Regions from separate parts of the Homo sapiens genome. Here region 2 is linked to region 1. Evidence: read pairs that join two places in POLR2A ChIA-PET (ENCODE). Cell type or tissue: GM12878. All regions are shown on one strand. Each heading gives the region's core, and the rest is flanking DNA. Links, peaks and the distances in the headings are about the cores only.

Region 1 (8,198 bases), core at 1,813-5,812:
CATCCTCCAGTAGGCCGGAGCGATTCCTGCACAAAGTCCCAGAGTAGCTCCAGACAGGGAAAAGAAAGGCTGTGGGGCCTTTGAGGCCTAGGTCCAGACCGTACACTGCTACTCCCCACGCCATTACCTTGGTTAGAGCAAGTCACAGACAACCCTTAGGGACATCCGTTTGGGGAGAGGAAAAGGCATGGCCACTGGACAGCCCTCCACAGCTCTTTTCATAATGACCTGATAGAGCAGCCACCTTTAGTCTAGTGCAGAATCCCAGCAAATATCATTCTGATATCAGTAGATTCCATAGGGCAGAGCTGAAGCAGCTGTTCTTTGCTAATCTTGGAAGTTTATTGATGTTTTATTTACACACCTGTACAGACAGAAGATAATAGAGATTGTTTAGAAATATTCTGTCACCTATAATGACTAAGCATTGCTATAATGGAGCATGTGGTTTCCTTAATTGAAGAATACCTAAATAGAAGCCCATTCTTAACTGGCCTCAGTATAAACAGCTTGTAGTGGCAGGTCACCAGGCCTGGATCACAGTGCCCTACCTTGTTTTTGCTTCATAGGCAGAATGGTGGTAAGTGGTACTCTGGCCTGGGCAAGGTCTGAGCAAGGCCTGCATTGATGGAGGGTCCAGAGTCCAGCTCTACCATCTGCACATTTTCTTTGGAGACTTGTGCTTAGCCCAACAGCATGAATCATTTGCTGAAGGCTCTGGAGGTGGGCATTCCATCCACAAGTCTCCCCAATAGGGAGTACCCTGTTTGGACATACAGGGTAGTCACACATATGGGTTTTAAATCTTGTTCTTAGGATATTTTCAGGAAAAGCTCTGGCCCACACGTTTAGGACCATTTCCTGGGCAGCATTGGAAGGAGTGGTAGAGGTCATGCAGGCCTGCCCTGTCTTGTGTGCAGGAAAAGAATGAGTTGTTGGTCTACACTGAGGCCGGGATGGGAGGCCTGCCCCTTACAGCAGCGCCGGCTGAACTCCAGGCTGGCTGGTCACATGGTGCCCAGCAGCTGACTTTTTATCAGCTTGGCTGGATTAGAATGAGCTGAAAGAAGAGCCATACGCCGGTGTTCCTTGGTTACATGGTGCCCTGTAGTTGATATTTATAGCAATTAAAAAGCATTGTCAGTGTCAGAACTTAGTAAGTGAGGTTGTGTGGATAGTGCTGGGCCTCATCAACTTATCAGCTGTGCGAGGGCCTTTGAGCATGGGTGTGGCTCCATGCAGCAAGGAGACCGGAGCCTGCCCCACCCGCGCCGCGGATTATTTAGACAAGGTGGCAGTAATGTGGTGACCAAGGGTAGCTACGTGGGTGGGCTGGGCTTGTTCTGTGGCTGAGGTGGAGTAGGGAGGGCAGCTGGAGTGGCGTCTGTAGGGGCTATGGATAGATGAGAGGAAGTGGTCTCATCAGTCCAGAGCCACCCGTAGTCATAGAGCTTGGGCTAAGTTGTAACACTCTCCTCATGTTCCTCATCAACTTCTTGAACAAATGCAAGTATATGTGCAAGGACTTTATAATTTTTTTTTTTTTTTCGAGATGGAGTCTCGCTCTGTCTCCAGGCTGGAGTGCAGTGGCACGATCTCGGCCCACTGCAACCTCCGACTCCCTGATTCAAGCTATTCTCCTGCCTCAGCCTCCTGAGTAATGGGGATTACGGGCACGCACCACCACGCCCAGCTAATTTTTGTATTTTTAGTAGAGATGGGGTTTCACCATGTTGGCCAGGATGGTCTCAATCTCCTGACCTCATGATCCGCCCGCCTCAGCCTCCCAGAATGCTGGGATTGCAGGCGTGAGCCACTACACCTGGCCGGACTTTATAAATTTTAAAAAGCTGCAAATGCAGGACCATCATCTTAAATAGCCTGTGTTTAGGACTTTTACAGACAAGAAAACAGGCCAGAGAGCTGAAGCAACTTCCCGAATCCTCATGCAGTTCATGGGAGGCAGACCTAGGACCTGGGGACCCAGGAGGTGGCCACAGTCAGTCCTACTGGTCTGTGAGTGGGCACTGGGGGGCTGTAGAGCACCATCCTGCATGACAATGGGTGTCAGCTACTGCTGGGGGAAGGGATGTCAGATGGTATATTTGCCACCCTCAGAAATAGGAAGCCCTACCTATTGGAAACCTCACAACCAAGGACTGGCAGGGAGCTTGGCCCTCAAGACTCCCAACTGCTGACTCAGGAAGGGCAGAGTCTGCTGCCTGTAGCTGCCGATATGTGGGAACAGACAAGTGCTCCTTGGTTAGGAGTGGCACCTGCTAAGGTCAGCGCCTCTGCTGCAGTGAGGGGCAGCCCTGGACTCAGACTCTCCCAGGGTGGAACCCCATACCTGTCAGGCTGCTCCCTCAGAAAGGAGGCTGAATATCATCTGAATTTAATTCAGTAAAGGTTAGGTGAGCAGCTGCCACATGCAGAGAGCACTGAGGATACTGTTTCTAGCCTTTCAAGAGCTTCCTTTGAAGAAAGAGCACTGGTCACTGTGAGGAAAGTGCATTATGGTTGCATAGAATTCTGAGTTTGTGGGAGCTTGGGGAGCAGTGACTTTTGACTTGGAAAACAGAGCTTCATTTATTACAGCTAAGTGCTTTTAGTTACCTAAAATTAAATAGGAGGTCTGGTTTCATTTCATCCAGAATGTAAAAATTATTTACCGCTGAAATCTATCATGTTTAAGTCATCTCAGCAACAAGTTGATGATCTTAAACCCACTCATGGGAAGTTGGCTGTGAGTGGGGTGGGGGGGCACACAAGCTCCCTGCCTGCGAACCACCCCTCCCTCTGATGCCATTTGGTGGCAAAAGTCAGCCATTACCCTGGTCAGGTGCTTGTTCCTCTTGGGGGTGGTTAGTGGTTTTCTCCTTAATCTCCCATATTCTTTTTCACTCACCTGCAGCCTGGTCCCAGCTCACCTGCCCAGCCTGGTTTCTTAACCATCTGTACACCCTGCATGTGGCAGTATCATGAGTCTCAGCACATGGTGGGCAGGCACTGGCCAGGTGCTCCTGTTGTCTATTCTCTTTGGCCAAATGTCTTCTCTCTCCTCCTCAGGCTCTGCAGGCCTTACCTTGCCTTTAGGGCTCAGACCGTGGGCCCCTCCTCAGAGCATCCTTGCTTTCCTCTCCCATCCCACTTGTCTTACTCTTCGTTTCTCAGCACTTGGATCCATTCTGTGAATTTACACGTTTACTGGTTTTTCTTATTCTTGTTAAGAGTAAGAAGCTCATTTTAGTCATCTTCCTGTTCACAAACCTTACAGTATGCCACATATAGTTAATAGATATTTGTTGAATTGAATGAGAATTACTGGATTTTTAGAAATAATGGTATTCATTGGCTCAGCATCGTGCCTCACACCTGTAATCCCAGCCCTTTTGGGAGGCTGAGGTGGGTGGATCACCTGAGTTCAGGAGTTTGAGACCAGCCTGGCCACCATGGTGAAATCCCGTCTCTATTAAAAATACAAAAATTAACCAGACACGATGGCGGTGCCTGTAATCCCAGCTACTGGGGAGGCTGAGGCAGGAGAATCACTTGAAACCGGGATGGGGGTTGGGGGGTGGTTGCAGTGAGCCAAGATCACGCCACTGCACTCCAGCCCGGGCGATAGAGCCAGACTCTGTCTCAAAAAAAAAAAAAAATGGTATTCATTTTTTGACATGGTACATCCTGCACACATCTGACACTCTTAGGAAAATGTTTATGTGTGGTAAGAACTTCATCAGAATCCCATAGCCCCTTGCAGGGCTCAGAAGTTGGCCTTTTGGGAGTGAGTGCTTTCCCGCACCCCTCCCCTGGCCCAGGACCCCTCACTCCTTCTGGCAGCTTCCTGCCCCTTGAATGTCATTTACAACCTTGCCCACTTACCTTAACATTTTAACCTTTTCCCCCTTATCAGTGACATTGTCATTGGTGGTCAGAGAATTAACTGTGTGTAACTGTATATTTGAGGCAAGGCAAGGGGACAGATATTTTCCTTACGTTATTAGTTGTGCAACAGAAGCCAATTAAGAGATTGGAGAGATGAATAACACTAGTGATGGGTTGCAACTTGGGTGTGGAGCTGGGCACACCCACGTACGTCATTGTGACTCAGAAGTCCCTGTCACCGCCCTGAGCCAAGTACTAAAGTAAGGCCCAAATACCACACTTACTTCATAAAGAAACCAAAGTCTGACTGCCTCCATTTCTCATGAGTGAAAAACTGTTTCTATTATAGGAAACTTAGGTCTTCAGTGTGTTTGATGGTAGCATGCTATTAGATTGTGTATTCTCAAGTCTGATTTTCCCCATTACTGTGCTTTCTCCTTTTCACTTCTGCTTTGTCACTTGGAATGTTTCTAGAAGTAGAAGTCACTGCCCCTGCCTACATCAGACTGCAATTCCGGGACATCCAGGCAACAGCAAGGGATAATTAGGAATAAATTTGGCTGGAAGAAAGGGAAAATGCAGCTTAGGCAGCCTAAACCAACAGGCTTATTTTTCTCACTCAGTAAGAGAGCTGAGGTCGCCTGACTCAGCTCAGGTTCTCAGTGAGCCATCAGCCACCAGGTGCCACCTTTCAGTGAGTGGGCTTCTATCCCTTCCAGGTGTCTCTTCATGCTCCATGGGAATTAGATGGGACATGCTTTGACTCTCTCTTCCAGAAGCTTTCTCTTCTTTTTGAAGGGGCTTCTGTTTGCGCTGGGTGGTCAATGACTCAGCCTAGTCTTGATTTATCCCCCAGGATGGGGACAGACAGCAGGGGAGAGATCTCAGGTTGAGATGAGTGTACAGTAAGGGCTGGGAGTATCAGAAGGGGAAACGCTCTCCCAGATAGTGACAAAGCTAAGCGACCATGTGAAGGGAGAGGACAAACATCCCATGGAAAGAAGGGTAGCTGCCAGGCCTGCGGGAAGGAAGGAGCATGATGCTGGGGCATGGGAGCAAGTGGACAGGGAGGGCTCTGCAGGTCCCCTGGAACCTAAAGCCAGGGGTTATGGAAGGCAGATCCAGATTCAGGTGTTCAGAGGATGAGGCAGGGGTGGGTAGTTTAAGGAGCTGGAGAAGAGGTATCTCCTTGGGGAGTGGAAGATGTTAGAGAGATACAGGGTTGCAGGACAACAGGGAGGTGGAAAGAGAGTGGGGGATGGACTGTGGCATCTGGGCCCCACCAGGAAGGAAGTGGCCCCATTGGTGACTCATACAGGGAGGGGTGGGGCCAGTGGGTGCCTGGGAGCTCTGGTACTTGGGCAGGTCTGGCTTCCTGCTGCCACATCTGTTGGGAGGTGAAGCCTGCAGGCCAAATAATGACCTTCATTTTCAAAGCCTTTTTGAATAAATAAACTTTTTTGAGGTTTAACTTACATATATTAAAATTCACTTGTTTTAAGTGTTTAGTGCAGTAGGTTTTGCCAAATGTGTGCAGTCACTACACTCGATACAAAACATTCTATCACTCAATTCAAAAACCTTTTAGTATACCTCCAGGTCTTGGCGCAAAGAGGGCTTGCTGTTGTTGGGTGTGGGGGCTCACCCAGTCCTGGAGACAGAATGGGCTCTTTGTCTGAAGGTGGGGCAGGGTGCTCCCCCAGTGGTGTGGGAACTGAGCCAACTGGAGAGTGAAGTGGGATGCATGGTGTAAGATGAATAAGGGAAAGGCTGCAGAAGTTGCATTCCCAGCATTTTCCTTCCCGGGGATTCCCAGCAGCTCAGCAGTACCGGTATGAACCAGTTTTTTTCTGACTGCCTCCAGCATGAGCTGAATTTCCGTCTGTGCAGTTATCCTCAGCCAATTGAAAATCACCTGGAGTTGTATTCCAAGCACAAAAGAAGGTCAGAGAGTGGAGGCCCGATGATCATGATCGCCCTGTCTCCAGGGCCTAGGCTGGAAGGAGTCCTGCAGCCTTTGTGGCTCAGGACCAGAGAGCTGACCTTGACCCTGACCTTGTGATCCCAGGCATCAGTGGCTGGAAATTCCTTTCATTTTATTGTTGAGCCCAGAAGCGCCCAGCTCTCTTTGGCAAGGTTAAGCTAGGGTAAGAGGCACTGTTACTAGAGTGACCAGAGTTCTTTAAGCGTCGCTCTGCTATTACTCAGTTAACCTTATTAATACCCTGCCTGGTGACTGCTGTGTGTAAATTCTGCCTGAGCCCACATCTCTCCAGTGGGAATATGATTGACATTCCAGGTGCTCTAAGTAAGTTGGAAAAGCCCACAGAGAGCCTCAGTAAAAGTTAGCTATACCTATCCCTGCTGCTATTGGTGGGTTTTTTTTGTTTTGTTTTGTTTTACTATTTTAATTGTTATTCAAAGCTAATTTTATTGAAAAGAAGTAAACTTGTGATTTTGCTATGACTTTTGGCTCTGGATCCAAAAGTGAATATTGTCCCCTAGGATAAAGGAGGCTGTCTGTACAGCTGGAGAGACTCTTGATCTAAGGTCTTGCTCTTGGGTGACTTTGCCCTGTGTTTCTGGACACTTAATGGGTTTTACGAAATAGAAGAAAATGTTTTAGGGGTTTAATAAAGTTTGGGTTGTGCTGTTCTCCAGTACTTACTGGGTTTGAGGGTCATGCCCTATCCATGAACCTGTTGTGGCCCCAGGGAACTAAGTAAGTGTCTACAGCTAGACTTGGGGTGCGGGTCACATGGTGTGAGGGTAGACATTCTAGCACTGGAGCAAGTTTGGGGTAAAGAAAAATTTTGATTAGGTTTTTTGTGGGTTTTTTTTTTTTTCTTTGAGACAGAGTCTCGCTCTGTCGCCAAACTGGAGTGCAATGGCATGATCTCAGCTCACTGCAACCTCCGACTCCCTGGTTCAAGTGATTGTCCTGCCTCAGCCTCCTGAGTAGCTGGGATTATAGGCACACACCACCACCCCCAGCTAATTTTTGTATTTTTTTTTTTTTTAGTAGAGACAGGGTTTCACCATGTTAGCCAGGATGGTCTCGATCTCCTAACCTCGTGATCCGCCCGCTTCAGCCTCCCAAAGTGCTGGGATTACAAGCATGAGCCACCAAGCCCAGCCTTTTTCTTCTTTTTTTTTTTTTTTCTTTTTTTTTTTTTTTTTGGAAACAGGGTGTCACTCTGTCGCCCAGGCTGGAATACAATGGTGCGATCTCAGCTCACTGCAACCTCTGCCTCCCAGGTTCAAGCGATTCTCATGCCCCAGCCTCCCAAGTAGCTGGGACTACAGGCCTGCACCACCACACCCAGCTAATTTTTGTATTTTTAGTAGAGACGGGGTTTCACTATGTTGGCCAGGCTGGTCTCGAACTCCTGATCTCAGGTGACCCACCCACCTTGGCCTCCCAAAGTGCTGGGATTACAGGCATGAGCCACTGCGCCTGGCCTGATTAGGTTTTACGTGACAGTGGTAGCTTGCTGTTGGTTCTTGCTGTGCAGGGGTGGGATACAGCCAGACTGACTCCTGCTCAGTTTCCTGCTGTATTCAAGGGGTTTCTCCTTTTAGGTCAGGTCCTCAGTTATTGGAGGCCTGGGTAGAGGCCAAGAAGTGCAGTCATTGGTCATCCCTGCTTTCACAATGAAGATGGATGTCCAATGCATGTGGTCCCCAGTCATCTCTGCTTCTAGAATGTATGGAGCTCTCAGTCCTGCTGGAAAAGCTCCATGAAGTCAGAAGTACCTGAGGGTGTCCAGTGTATTTGTGCACAGCCACCTTTTAGATCCCTGTGTCCTTGACAGAACCAGTCATGGACTGAGTGGGAGGCAGCCTTTACTTTGCCTAGGGAGTTGATGCTGAGACATCCTCTGTTTTCTCTCCTAAGAGTAAGTCAGTTTTTTCCTCTGGTGGAAATACTGCCTTTTCTCATGTTGGAGGAGAACACTGAGTTTTCATGAGAACCGATTTAATGGAGGAAGGTGAGAATCTCTTTGGAGATTCCAAACCCTGGGTTTCTTTAGCAAACATTTTGATAGCATCTGTTGAAAAGGAAAGTTTAGGCCCAGATGGTGGCTCATGCCTATAATCCTTGCACTTTGGGAGGCTGAGACGGGCAGATCAGTTGAGCTCAGAAGTTCAAGAACAACTTGGGCAACATGGTGAAACCTCATCTCCACAAAAAAATATTTAGTAAAAAAATTAGCCATGCGTGGTGGTGCGTGCCTGTGGTCCCAGCTACTCAGGAGGCTGAAGCAGGAGAATCACTTGAGCCCCGGAGGTGGGGGTTACATTGAGCC
Region 2 (6,566 bases), core at 2,404-6,403, 120 kb after region 1:
GCATTTAGTGATGTCACTATTTTTTATTTTAGCCATTCTGATGGATGTATAGTGATATCTCACTGTGGTTTTAATTTGCATTTCCCCACTGACTAGTGATGCTGAGCATCTTTTCTTATGCTTATTTGCCATCTGTATATTCTCTTTGGCAAAGTGTCTCTTTATGTTTTTTGCTTATTTTCTAATTGGAGTTTTTAATTTTAATTTTTTTTTTTTTTAGTTTTGAGAATTCTTTTTTTGTTTTGTTTTGTTTTTTAAATCATGGTTCACTCTGTCATCCAGGCTAGAGTACAGTGGCATGATCATGTCTCACCCCAGCCTCCACCTTCTGGGGTCAAGTGATCCCTCCACTGCAGCCTCCTGAAAAGCTGGGACCACAGGTGCATGCCACCACGCCCAGCTAATTTTTAAATTTCTTGAGGAGTCGGGGGTCTCACTCTGTTGCCCAGACTGATCTTGAACTCCTGGGCTCAAGCAGTCCTCCTGCCTCGGCCTCCCAAAGTGCTGGGATTATAAGTGTGAGCCACTGTGCCTGGCTGAGAATTCTTTATATGTTCTAGATACTAGTCCTTTGTTGGATATGCAGCTTGCAAATATTTCTCCTGGCCTGTAACTTATCTTTTCATCCTCTTAGCAGGGCCTTTCCCGAAGGAAAAATTTTAATTTTGATGAAGTCCAGTTTATCAGTTTTTTTCTTTTATGGATCATGCCTTTGGTATCAGGTCTAAGAGCTCTTTGGCCTAGATCACAAAGATTTTCTCCTATATATTTTCCTGAATATTTTATAGATTTATGTTTTACAGTTAAATCTATAAACCATTTTGAGTTACTTTCTGTATAAGGTGTGAAGTTTAGGTGTTTTTTGTTTGTTGTTTTGATGCCCAGTTGCTCCATTGTCCCAGCACCATTGGTTGGAAAGGCTGTCCTTCCTCCTTTGAATTGCTCTCGCACCTTTGTCAGACATTGTTTGGGCCTATTTGTGCAAATCAATTTCAGATTCTCTGGTCTCGCCTGTTGGCCCATGGTTCTGTTCCCATGTTGGTACCACACAGTTTTGATTACCATATCTATATTCTAAGTCCTAAAATCTGTGTATGGCTGCTCAAGGCCCCACCCAGCAGTTCTGGGGAGGAGTTTCTGGCTGTTGGCAGGTTCCTCTGTCCCCCAACATCACTATTCCTGAGTCAGGCTATGGGACTGGGATTGCCACCCCTACCTTGCCTGGCTGGGCCATCTCAGCTCCCAGGCCTGTTCTTGCCTAGAGTCCAGGTGCCTGGAGCCTTCTGGAGCCATCAGCCCCTGGTTTTCTTCACCCCTGCTTCCTGGGCAGGACTTGGTCTGGGGGAGCAAGGGGAGGAGCCTATGGGCTGGGAATCAAGTCTTGCCTCCCCTGAGGGTGTGAGGAAGTCCAGAACACTGCCCTCTCCCTCTTCCCTAATTGGTACCCCCCAGTCCCAGTGCTCGGTGATGGGAAGATCCAGTGAAAGGCCACATGCTTAGACTCCCCAGGCAGAGCTCAGCTCTACTTCTCACCTGCTCTGGGGCCCTGGGCACACAGCTCGCCCTCAGAATCTCCAGGTCTATATTTTGAGGGGTGAGGCTGTTCCTACCTCCATTGGTGAGGCCCTCGGTCAGCACAAGAAATGGCAGCCTAGATGAATGCGGGGCCACCCTCTCCTGGGGCAGGGAGAGGCCATGTGAGTGCTGCGATGGCAGGATGGCACCAGTGGTCAGCACGCCTCAGGTGGCATGTCTGTGTGTGTGGCAGCCTTGTAGGCCCTAAAAGGGAGTAGTATCCAAGGCGAGCATGCCTGGGGACTCCTGAGAAACAGCTGAAGCGGCCTCTCCTGTGCTGCAGCCAGTGTTCCTCTGTGGATAGCCTAGGCAGGCAGAGGTGGACATGTCAGGTGGTCCTGGGAGTGTCAGAACCCAGGGTAGTGCCAGTGAGGGCCCTTCAGGGACACTCAGGGGCAGGGCTCCAGGGCATGTCTGGGCCTGCTTTGGTAAGGGGCTTGCTTGTGGCAGTGTCGGAAGGCGTGGCACTCAGAAGCAGCCTGAAGGTGTGGTCACTTCCGTGGCTTATTTACTAAATGGGGAGAGCAAACTTAGCGTGGCACATGTAAGTCCCATGGTGCCAGCACTGTGGTCCTGCATGCGTCCTCCCTGACACACCCCCTCTGCTGCCCTGTCCTGAGCACCAGGTCACTGGTATCCACTCAGCCCCATCTTGCAGAGTCACTTCAATGTCTCCCCAGCCCCTTTCTTAGAAACACTGGCCAAGTCACAGTCCCTGCCAGGTCTGTGGGTGCCCACCCTCCATCTATTGTGCTGTGTGTCCCTGCCCTCTCCTGGGGGTGTCATGGATGGGCCAGTGGGTCTGCCTGCCTGGCCCCTAGGACCATATCAGCCTCGGGCAGCCCCCACTTGGTGGAATCTGGGTCAGTTCTGAGGTGCCCTGGCCTGGAGCCCTTCTACTACCCTAAAGAGGGCCTTCTTGTTGGGAGGGGCTGCTAGCCAGAGCCCAGGTTACTGGCCCCACACCCCATTTCAGGAGGTATCCTGCATGTCCCTCCCCAAGGCCAGGATGGAGAGTTGTTGGTTGACCACTGCACTCCTGTGATCACCGCACCCCTGCACTCTCCTCCTCGGCTTTCTCAGCCCCTGGCCTCCAGAACCGCCTATGCCCCTACCTGGGCTACTCAGGGTAGACAAGACCTTTAGCAGGGAGTCCCCTCACCTCCACTGCCCTCTGTCCTTCACCCCAGGGCCTTCTGTGGGGTTACTGGCTACTGGCTCCTCTCTAAACCCCAGTTTCCACGGGGTAGCTAGGATTGTCCCTGGCTTTATAAGGATAGCCAGGCCTCGGTGTGGGCGGGAGAGTGGGGAAAGTATTTGGAATCGGGAAGTCCATCTCTAGGGCTGATCCAGGGACTCTGGGTGGCAGGGCCTGGTCAGAAAGGGTTCATGCTGGCCTCCAGGCTGTATTTGTGGGGGCAGATCCTCACCAGAGTGAGTGGGGTGGGTCAGTACTAGGCCCCTCCACTGCCTTGCCTGCCATCAGAGCCCAGGGGTCCCTTATTGAGAAAGAGGTGGGGCCTGCTGGCACCGGGGTCCCTCCACCCTGCTGAAAGGGTCTCCTGGCTGCATCGCAGCTAACATCCCTTCCTTCCTGTCGGGCAGCCAGAGCAGCTGAGTTCCAGATAAAAACTGTCAGACCCGGCCTGTAGGCTGCTCCATTGCCAATGAACTCCATGAACCCCATGAAACCTGCCCTGCCCCCTGCGCCACACGGGTGAGTGTGGGCTCCTCTGCCCACCCCTCAGGCCCTGGGGTTGGGGGTGGCATTTCTGGAAGATCCTAGACTCTTGGACACCAGTGGCTTCCTGACCCAGGCCTCAGCAGCCTCTTTCCCTGCAGTGATGGTTCATTCGCATATGAGTCTGTGCCTTGGCAACAAAGCGCCACTCAGCCGGCTGGATCGCTGTCTGTGGTCACTACTGTGTGGGGAGTTGGCAACGCGACACAGAGCCAGGTAAGCACCCACTGGTGCCCCACCCCCGAGCAGACAGAGCCTCCCAGCACTTGGCAGTGCTTAGTGCCTCCTCAGAGCTCTGAGAGACGAAGAGGCTGAGAGGTGAGGACAGAGAGGCTGAGGCATGACATATGAGGATGGGGCCTCCTGAGTCCCCTAAGTCTTTGGACACTGGTTCTCTTTCCACACCTGCTGTGGGATTTTCTTCTCCTGTCTTCACCTAGCCTTCACAAAATGCCCCAACCTCCCTGTGGACAGCTGCTTTCCCTGCTTCCCGTGCTATACCCTGTCCCCCCCACCTCTCCCCCAACCCACTTGCCAGGCCTGTTGGTTTCTAGCACTTTGGAGCTGCTGCATGAAGCACGTTGTTTGGCTGGTTCCCTTTGGTGATTCCTGCTTCCTCATAGGTTTTGGGGAACCCCATGGGCCCTGCAGGGAGTCCCTCTGGCAGCTCCATGATGCCTGGTGTGGCAGGGGGCAGCTCCGCCTTGACCTCCCCACAGTGCCTGGGACAGCAGGCGTTTGCTGAAGGCGGCGCCAACAAGGGCTACGTGCAGCAAGGCGTGTACAGCCGCGGGGGCTACCCTGGGGCCCCCGGCTTCACCACCGGGTAAGCAAGTTCCCTCACCTGGCAGGTATGCTAGGAGCCATCAATCTGGCAGGCACCTCAGAACTGTGGCGCTGATCAGCTGGACGTTCCCTCTCTGCTTCCTGACAGCTGTAGTGGAGGGTCTAGAAAGAATGGGCTCCCCCTGGGTGCTGCATGCCTCTGGGGTGAGCACAGTCCTGGCCCTCATGAGCCCACGCAGAGAGCGTGGCAATCCTGTGTCTCCTGCAGGTATGCAGGCGGCCCGGGGGGCCTGGGCCTCCCCTCACATGCTGCAAGACCCTCCACTGACTTCACGCAAGCGGCAGCTGCTGCAGCTGTGGCTGCTGCGGCAGCCACTGCCACCGCCACAGCCACAGCCACCGTGGCTGCTCTCCAGGAGAAGCAGAGCCAGGAGCTGAGCCAGTATGGAGCGGTGAGCCCCCTCAGCAGCTCCTCCCACATGGCAGCCAGCCTGAGGGCCTGGGAGGAGGTACTCAGCCAGACAGTGGGCTCCAGGGACAAGCATGGAATATGCCAGGGCTCATGAAGCCAGTAAAAGAGAGATGTGTGGGAAGGAGTGAGGGTCTGAGGGGAGAGGTTTCTGGGGTGTCCTGTGAAAGGGTATGGTGCCCACATGGGTGGGTGGGCGGGTTTTATGCCTATCTTTTGGAGCCCTTTGTGGGTGGGACCTGGACCATTCTTCTTTTTTCTCTTCCTAGATGGGGGCCGGACAGTCTTTTAACAGCCAGTTTCTGCAGCATGGAGGTCCCCGGGGGCCTAGTGTCCCCGCTGGCATGAACCCTACTGGCATAGGAGGGGTAATGGGCCCCTCTGGCCTCTCCCCCTTGGCTATGAACCCCACCCGGGCAGCAGGAATGACACCCTTGTATGCAGGGCAGCGTCTGCCCCAACATGGGTATCCTGGGCCTCCCCAGGCCCAGCCACTGCCCCGACAGGGGGTCAAGAGAACCTACTCTGAGGTGAGTGTCCAGGTCACCTAGTTTGGGGCCTTGGGTACCAACTCCCTCACCCAGGCACTCTTTAGAGCTGTGGTAAAGAGCAGGCTTCTGGCTGGGCATGGTGGCTCACGCCTGTAGTCCCTGCACTTTGGGAAACCAAGGAGGGTGGATCCCTTGAGCTCAGGAGTTTGAGACCAGCCTGGGCAACATGGCGAAACCGTGTCTCTACAAAAATTAGCCTGGTGTGGTGGCATGTGGCTGTAGTCATAGCTACTTGGGAGGCAGAGGTGGGAGGATCGCCTGAACCCAGAAAGTTGAGGGTGCAGTTAGCTGTGATCGCTCCCCTGCACTTCAGGCTGGGCAACAGGAGTGAGACCCTGTTTCAAAAAAAAAAAAAAAAAGCAAAAGCCGGGCATGCTGTCTCATGCCTGTAATCCCAACACTTTGGGAGGCTGAGGCAGGTGGATCACTTGAGATCAGGAGTTCAAGACCAGCCTGGCCAATGTGGTGAAACCGCATGTCTACTAATAATAGAAAAAATTAGGCCGGGCGCGGTGGCTCACGCCTGTAATCTCAGCACTTTGGGAGGCCAAGGCGGGTGGATCACGAGGTCAGGAGTTGAAGACCAGCCTGGCCAGCATGGTGAAACCCCATCTCTAATAAAAATACAAAAAGCATTAGCCGGGTGTGGTGGCGGGCGCCTGCAGTCCCAGCTACTTGGGAGGCTGAGGCAGGAGAATTGCTTGAACCCAGCAGGCAGAGGTTGCAGTGAGCTGAGATCATGCCACTGCACTCCAGCCTGGGTGACAGAATAAGACTCCATCTCAAAAAAAAAAAAAAAAAAATTAGCCGGGCGTGGTGGTGTGCACCTGTAATTCCAGCTACTTGGGAGGCTGAGGCAGGAGAATTGCTTGAACCCAGGAGGTGGAGGCTGCAGTGAGCCAAGATTGCACCACTGCACTTCAGCCTGGGCAACAGAGTGAGACTGTCTCAAATTAAAAAAAAAAAAAAAAAAAAAAACAGGCTTCTGCATGTGAGAACTGCCTGTGCCTGACAGTGTCACAGCAGGATCTTCAAGGGAACCAGGAAATCTCCATTCCCCGAACCCTGCCACACATGAGACTCTACTTCCTTCTGGAACCAGCTCCCCTGATGCCTTTTTTCTCCCCTCGGGCATTTTGCCTCTTTTTCAGGTGTATCCAGGGCAGCAGTATCTGCAAGGAGGCCAGTATGCACCCAGCACCGCCCAGTTTGCGCCCAGCCCTGGGCAGCCCCCTGCCCCCTCCCCTTCCTACCCTGGGCACAGGCTGCCCCTGCAGCAGGGCATGACCCAGTCCCTGTCCGTGCCTGGCCCCACGGGACTGCATTATAAGGTAGGGCAGGCTCCTCCAGGCCCTGTGCCGGGCTCCGTGCTGAGTGCTGTGGGACAGGGGACCTTGGGGCAGTCCTGTCCTCGAGAGCGACAGGGTGGCTAAAGGGGCCAGCA

What was found. ChIA-PET counts read pairs that join two places held together with the same protein. Peaks named below come from ENCODE experiments on the same cell type or tissue, not always from the same donor. Only the 100,000 strongest peaks of a DNase experiment are listed, where the experiment ranks them.
Region 2: POLR2A ChIA-PET joins it to region 1 with 7 read pairs; 16 of 35 experiments call an interaction of 5 or more read pairs at or near these places.

Annotation. Positions count from the first base shown.
Region 1 is chr7:44,634,175-44,642,372 of GRCh38, forward strand. The region is part of intron 2 of OGDH (oxoglutarate dehydrogenase); the gene reads left to right. Among named protein-coding and RNA genes, the nearest start is that of OGDH, 32 kb to the left of the region's middle. RefSeq lists enhancers at 3,852-4,362, 4,208-4,327, 4,216-4,743, 4,808-4,957, 5,272-5,799 and 1 more and a silencer at 1,183-1,338. In GM12878, for the core only: a CTCF peak has its summit at 5,292; DNase peaks (open chromatin) are centred at 4,247 and 5,157; H3K4me3 peaks cover 1,275 bases; H3K27ac peaks cover 3,077 bases.
Region 2 is chr7:44,753,008-44,759,573 of GRCh38, forward strand. It overlaps ZMIZ2 (zinc finger MIZ-type containing 2), which reads left to right. Exons shown (of 19, transcript NM_031449.4): 2 at 3,181-3,292; 3 at 3,418-3,532; 4 at 3,940-4,142; 5 at 4,371-4,554; 6 at 4,841-5,101; 7 at 6,274-6,453. The coding sequence starts at 3,243. Among named protein-coding and RNA genes, the nearest start is that of ZMIZ2, 7.4 kb to the left of the region's middle. RefSeq lists an enhancer at 1,667-2,348. In GM12878, for the core only: no CTCF peak of the experiment used is centred there; no DNase peak of the experiment used is centred there.